2 separate regions of the Homo sapiens genome follow, and region 1 is linked to region 2. Evidence: chromatin loops called from intact Hi-C (ENCODE). Cell type or tissue: endothelial cell of umbilical vein. All regions are shown on one strand. Links, peaks and the distances in the headings refer to the core of each region. The heading gives the core; the rest is flanking DNA. Region 1 has its middle 90 kb from the start of IL6ST-DT. Region 2 overlaps ANKRD55 (ankyrin repeat domain 55).

What was found. Peaks named below come from ENCODE experiments on the same cell type or tissue, not always from the same donor. Only the 100,000 strongest peaks of a DNase experiment are listed, where the experiment ranks them.
Region 1: a loop joins it to region 2, with 7 times the contacts of the local background. A loop is called at or near these places in 10 of 110 quality-filtered maps.

What each region holds. Positions count from the first base shown.
Region 1 is chr5:56,083,640-56,086,560 of GRCh38, forward strand. No RefSeq gene overlaps it. Among named protein-coding and RNA genes, the nearest start is that of IL6ST-DT, 90 kb to the left of the region's middle. In endothelial cell of umbilical vein, for the core only: no CTCF peak of the experiment used is centred there; a DNase peak (open chromatin) is centred at 1,812; H3K27ac peaks cover 989 bases.
Region 2 is chr5:56,189,209-56,192,129 of GRCh38, forward strand. The region is part of intron 2 of ANKRD55 (ankyrin repeat domain 55); the gene reads right to left. Among named protein-coding and RNA genes, the nearest start is that of ANKRD55, 43 kb to the right of the region's middle. In endothelial cell of umbilical vein, for the core only: no CTCF peak of the experiment used is centred there; DNase peaks (open chromatin) are centred at 1,493 and 2,483; H3K27ac peaks cover 2,024 bases.

The DNA.
Region 1 (2,921 bases), core at 300-2,799, 110 kb before region 2:
GTAAACAGTCACATCTGAGCGCGTCACCCCGCCACCCCTCTATTACATAAACTCTTTGATAGAGGGTAATCCTCAGGACAAAGTCTACATTTCTCAATGTGACCTTCAAGGATCTGCATTTTGTGTTCTTTGCTTGCCTCTTCGGTCTTTTTTCCATCACACCTATCCCCACCCCTTTCAGCCATACTGAACTAATTGTACTATTCTAAGTGCCCCTTCTCATCTCCCAGTTTTTTTTTTTTTTTGAGACGGAGTCTCGCTCTGTTGCCCAGGCTGGAGTGCAGTGGCGCGATCTGGGCTCACTGCAAGCTCCGCCTCCCGGGTTCACGCCATTCTCCTGCCTCAGCACCCCCAACAAGTAGCTGGGATCACAGGCGCCCGCCACCAAGCCCAGCTAATTTTGTTTTTGTATTTTTAGTAGAGACGGGGTTTAACCGTGTTAGCCCGGGTGGTCTCGATCTCCTGACCTCATGATCCGCCCGCCTCGACCTCCCGAAGTGCTGGGATTACAGGCGTGAGCCACCGCGCCCAGCCTCATCTCCCTATTTTTTATGTGTAGTTCTTGAAATTTTTCTTTTCCCCTTCCTGGCTAACTGAAACTCATTTGTTGGATTTCAGGTTAGAGATATGGACCTCTCTTAAAGCCTTTCCTAAATTTTAGGTGCTCCCAGGGCCCCTACCAAAAGTCTTATGCTTTATTGTCAATGCCTGCCTGCTAATGATTCTAAGCCCCCAAGGAAAGGAATATGTCTGGTTGATGGGATCATTTCCCACACCTTGCACAGTGTGCAGCACAAATAGACAAATAGTTACTGAATATATGATTGTGATTCCAACCACTGCTTGTGGGGAAAAAGTGGTTCAATGACATGGTCTGTCCTGAAACATTAAATTTTTTATCCTCACGTTCTTCTTTTTTTTTTTGAGATCAGGTTTCACTCTGTTGCTTAGGCTGGAGTGTAGTAGTGCAGTCTTGGCTCACTGCAACCTCCGCCTACCGGGTTCAAGCGATTCTCTTGCCTCAGCCTCCTGAGTAGCTGGGACTACTACAGGCACAGGCCACCATGCCTGGCTAATTTTTGTATTTTTAGTATAGACCAGGTTTCACCATGTTGGCCAAGTTGGTCTCGAACTCCTGACCTCAAGTGATCCGCCCACCTTGGCCTCCAAAAGTGCTGGGATTTTAGGTGTGAGCCTGCGCTCCCGGATCCCTCATGTTCTTTTCATCATAAAGAATAATATTCACACAGCACTTTACTGGGGGCCATTCCATTTTCCAGGGATAGGGATAGAAGCCAAACAAACCACTTCCTTGTTTCTTCCATTGAAATGATATTGAAATAAGGTCACTTTCATTTGTTTCCTCCTTTTATTCCAGTGGTGATTAAAACTGAAATCACTTTTCCAGGGATTGGTACATAAAAGCCCCAAGGACTAATCACTGATACTAAGCAACACTGACCTCAGGGCGATAGGTTTCCCGGTTATCCTTGATATATGTTGACAATATGCATCTAACCATTCACTAGATGCCTGGAAATGTTAATGCAAAATTAGCATCACTTAACAACGGTACTTGTTTAGGGGTTGTTTTTAAAATTTTTGAGCTGGTCTACTTGTTTCTTATCTCTAAGCTGTCTTTTGGTTTGCTTGCGGGAATGCAATTGCTAGTACTGGGTAAAAGGAGGTCATTGTAGGGCACAGTGAAGTCATTATTTATGAGTTAGTGGAATTTTCAATGGTTTCCTGGAGCAAATAGATGTTTATATGTCTGATATTTTGAGCATATCTGACAGAGGCTGTAAATAATATTGTATCTTACACATCTGACTTTTGTGGTTGACATCTACGGGGCCCTTTCCCACACTTACCATAGAACAATATGCAGAGACCTAACAGGAACAGCCAGGCTCCCTGGATTAAGCTACTCCACTTCTATCTTCATAGAGAGGAAATTGTACGATGCAAAGCTTCTTACTTAAACCACCATTCAGACCAAGGAGAAAGGTGTCAATAAGGTCAATGCTATAGTCAGGATCTGAACTGAAAGCTGAATAAACAAAATTAATATCCTGAGCCAAATCAAAACATTATTTTTATTTTGTTTTATTTTACTAGATCTTAGTTACTTTTTATTCTTAAACTAAAAACGCATTCAGTGGAATCATATAAACTCAAAATTGGGTCGTCAAACATTTTTTTTCCCCTAGAAATGTTTGAATTGGAATAAAATCAAAGTATTCAAATGTTTCTTAAATAGAGCTTGTAGAGTTGTTTTATGTGAAATCTTGGTTATAACTGAAGACAAATGTCCCTTTGGAAATTTACATTTCTCTGGGGTTCAGCTGCTTACCTGTTTGTGAGTATCATCAAGAATGAAAGAGTAGGGCTAGGCGCGGTGGCTCACTTGTAATCCCAGCACTTTGGGAGGCCGAGGTGGGCAGATCACGAGGTCAGGCAGATCATGAGGTCAGGACCATCCTGGCTAACATGGTGAAACCCCGTCTCTACTAAAAATACAAAAAAACCCCCCAAAATTAGCCAGGCGTGCTGGCGGGCGCCTGTAGTCCCAGCTACTCGGGAGGCTGAGGCAGGAGAATGGCGTGAACTCGGGAGGCGGAGCTTGCAGTGAGCCGAGATGGCGCCACTGCACTCCAGCCTGGGCGACAGAGACCCCGTCTCAAAAAAAAAAAAAAAAAAGAATGAAAGAGTAGGTGCTAGGAGGTATGAACCAATTAGCCCATTATCCCCTCTAGGCTTCAAATGAACTAGTTGTGAGGTTGGGAAGTTGAAAAGTTGATGGAGGGAAAGCCCTGGGTTAAGTTGGACTCCTGGGGCCTTTCCCCCTCATTCTCCAGAGAAGTTTCAAGTCCTCCCCCGCCCCCACTTCCCGCCTACCACCAACCTCAGCCGGAGAGGGG
Region 2 (2,921 bases), core at 155-2,654:
GCTGAGGCAGGAGAATGGTGTGAATCCGGGAGGCGGAGCTTGCAGTGAGCCAACATCGCGCCACTGCACTCCAGCCTGGGCAACAGAGCGAGACTCTGTCTCAAAAAAAAAAAAAAAAAATGTGGTAAAAGATACATAAAATTTAAAATTTTAACCATTTAAGTGTACTTACAGTTCAATTGCATTATGTCCATTCACACTGTTGTGTAACCATCACTAAAACTCATCTTTTCATCTTCCAAATCTCTGTACTCATTAAACTGTAACTTCCCATTCTTTCCCATCCCCAGTCCCTGGAAACCACCATTCTGCTTTCTGTCTATGAATTTGACTACTAAAGGCACCTCATGTATGTGGAATCAATAACCGTTGTCCTTTCGTGACTGGCTTATTTCACTTAGCATAATGTCCTCAAGGTTCATCCATGTTGTAGAATGTGTCAGAATTATCTCCCTTTTTAAGATTTAATAATATTTAATTGTATGTATGCATCACATTTTGTTTATTCATTACCTGTCAGTGGACACTTGCGTTGTTCCCATCTTTTGGCTATTGTGAATAATGCTGCTGTGAACATGGGTCTACAAATCTTTTTGCATTCCTGCTTTTAATTCTTTTGGGTATATACTCAGAAGTGGAATTGCTAGATCATGTGATAATTCCATTTTTAATTTTTGAAGGAACCACCATACTGTCTTCCAAACGGCTGCACCATTTTGTATTTCCACCAAAGTGCACAAGAGTTTCAATTTCCCCATATCCTTGCTAACACTTATTATTTGTTGTTTGGGTTTTAAAAAAAATAATAGCCATCCTAATGATGGTGAAGTGGTATTTCATTGTGGTTTTGATTTGCATTTCTCTAATATTAGTGACAGTGAGCATTTTTCCAAGTGCTTATTGGCTATAGGCATATCTTTCAAGAAATGTCTATTCAAATCCTTTGCCCATTTTTAATTGAGTTGTTTGGCTTTTTGTTGCTGGGTTGTAGGAGTTCTTTATATATTCTGAATATTAAACCTTTATCAGGTATATGATTTGCAAATATTTTCTCTCATTCTGTGGGTTGCCTTTTCATTCTGTTGATAGTGTCCTTTGATGACAAAGCTTTTAATTTTGATGTAGTCTAATTTGTTGATTTTTTCTTCTGTTGTCTGTGCATTTGATGTCATAGCCAAGAAATCATTGCCAAATCCAGTGTCATGAAGCTTTTCCCTAGGCTTTTTTCTATGAGTTTTACAGTTTTAGGTCTTATGTTTGGGTCTTTGATCCATTTTGAGTTAACTTTTATATATGGTGTAAAGTAAGGGTCCAAATACATTTTTTTCCACATGGCTATCCTGTTTTTCCAACATCATTCATTGAAAATACTATTGTCTTAGTCTGTTTCCTGCTGCTATAACACAATACTATAGACTGGGTAATTTATAAATAAACTTATTTGGCTCATGGTTCTTGAGGCCAGGAAGTCCAAGGGCATGATGCCAACATGTGGTGAGGATGATCTCATGGCAGAAGGGTGAAAGGCAGAAGCGAGCATCTGAGACAGAAGAGGAAATCAGGCCAAACTCATTGTTTCTATCAGGCACCCATGCCAGAAGATATCTAACTCACTCCTAATATAACAGTATTAATCAATTCATCAGAGCAGAGCCCTCGTGCTCCAATCACCTCTAAAAAGCCTACCTCTTAATACTGGTACAATGACAGTTAAATTTCAACACAACTTTCAGTGGGAACATTCAAGTCATAGCAACTATTCTTTCCCTATTGAATGGTCTTGGCACTCTTGTGGAAAATCAGTTGACCATAAATGTATGGGATTATTTCTGGACTTTCAGTTCTATTCTACTGATCTATATGTCTGTCTGTATGCCAGTACCACACTGTTTTCATTACTGTAGCTTTGTAGTAAGTTTTGAAATCAGGAAGTGTGAAACCTCCAACTGTTCTTTTTGAAGATTGTTTTGGCTATTTTGGGGTCTCCTGAAATTCAATATGTATATTAGGATGATTTTTCTATTTCTGTAGAAAACATCATTGGGATTTTGACAGAGATTATATTGAATCTGTAGATTGCTTTGTGTAGTACTGGCATCTTAATAATATTAAGTTTTCTAATTCATGGAACATAAAATGTCTTTCCATTTACTGGTGTTTTCTTTAATTTCTTTCAGCAATGCTTTGTAGTTTTCAGTGTACCAGTCTTTTACCTCCTTGGTTATTCCTAAGTATTTTATTCTTTCTCATACTATTGTAAATAGAGTTGTTTTTCGAAGGGCTTTTATGCAAACAATTTTATGGTTAAATTGCTGTGTGAGACTCCAGTAGTTAGAAATAGCAGTGGGTGAGAGTGACAGAGAGACAGGTATTCTAATTATTATTAGAGCTTATAAAAATGGACCGAGTCACCTCAAGAAGTAGTGAGCTTCCTGTCACTGAAGATGACCTCTCTTGGCTAGATGACCACCAAACCTGTTTAGAAGGAATTTAGACATAAAGTGAAGCACAGTGTAGGGGGAAAAGGAAGACGTGTGAAGCAGAATAGCATGTACTTCAGAATTCCTTCTGGCCCTGCGATGTACACTAAACCACAGCACAACAAGGAAATAGGAAATGAAGGAGCTTCCCTAGAAGTTATTTAGAAAGAGCCAATCTAAGTTGCGGTCAATGCAAATAATTGGGCACAAACTTAGAAACTGTACAGAGAATTTCTATAGAAATGAGGAAGCATGATGTAGAAATAACAAGTACAAAGAAAAGTATGACTGATGGTCCTAATGGAATCTAAAATGAGAGCAGGAAAGTTTTTTTCTACTGACAATCAGAAACCCACTTATTAAGATGTCTAAAAGATCTACATAAACAAACAATACCTCAGTCCTTCCTTGTCTCCTTCCTATTGCTCCTCTCTCTCTCTC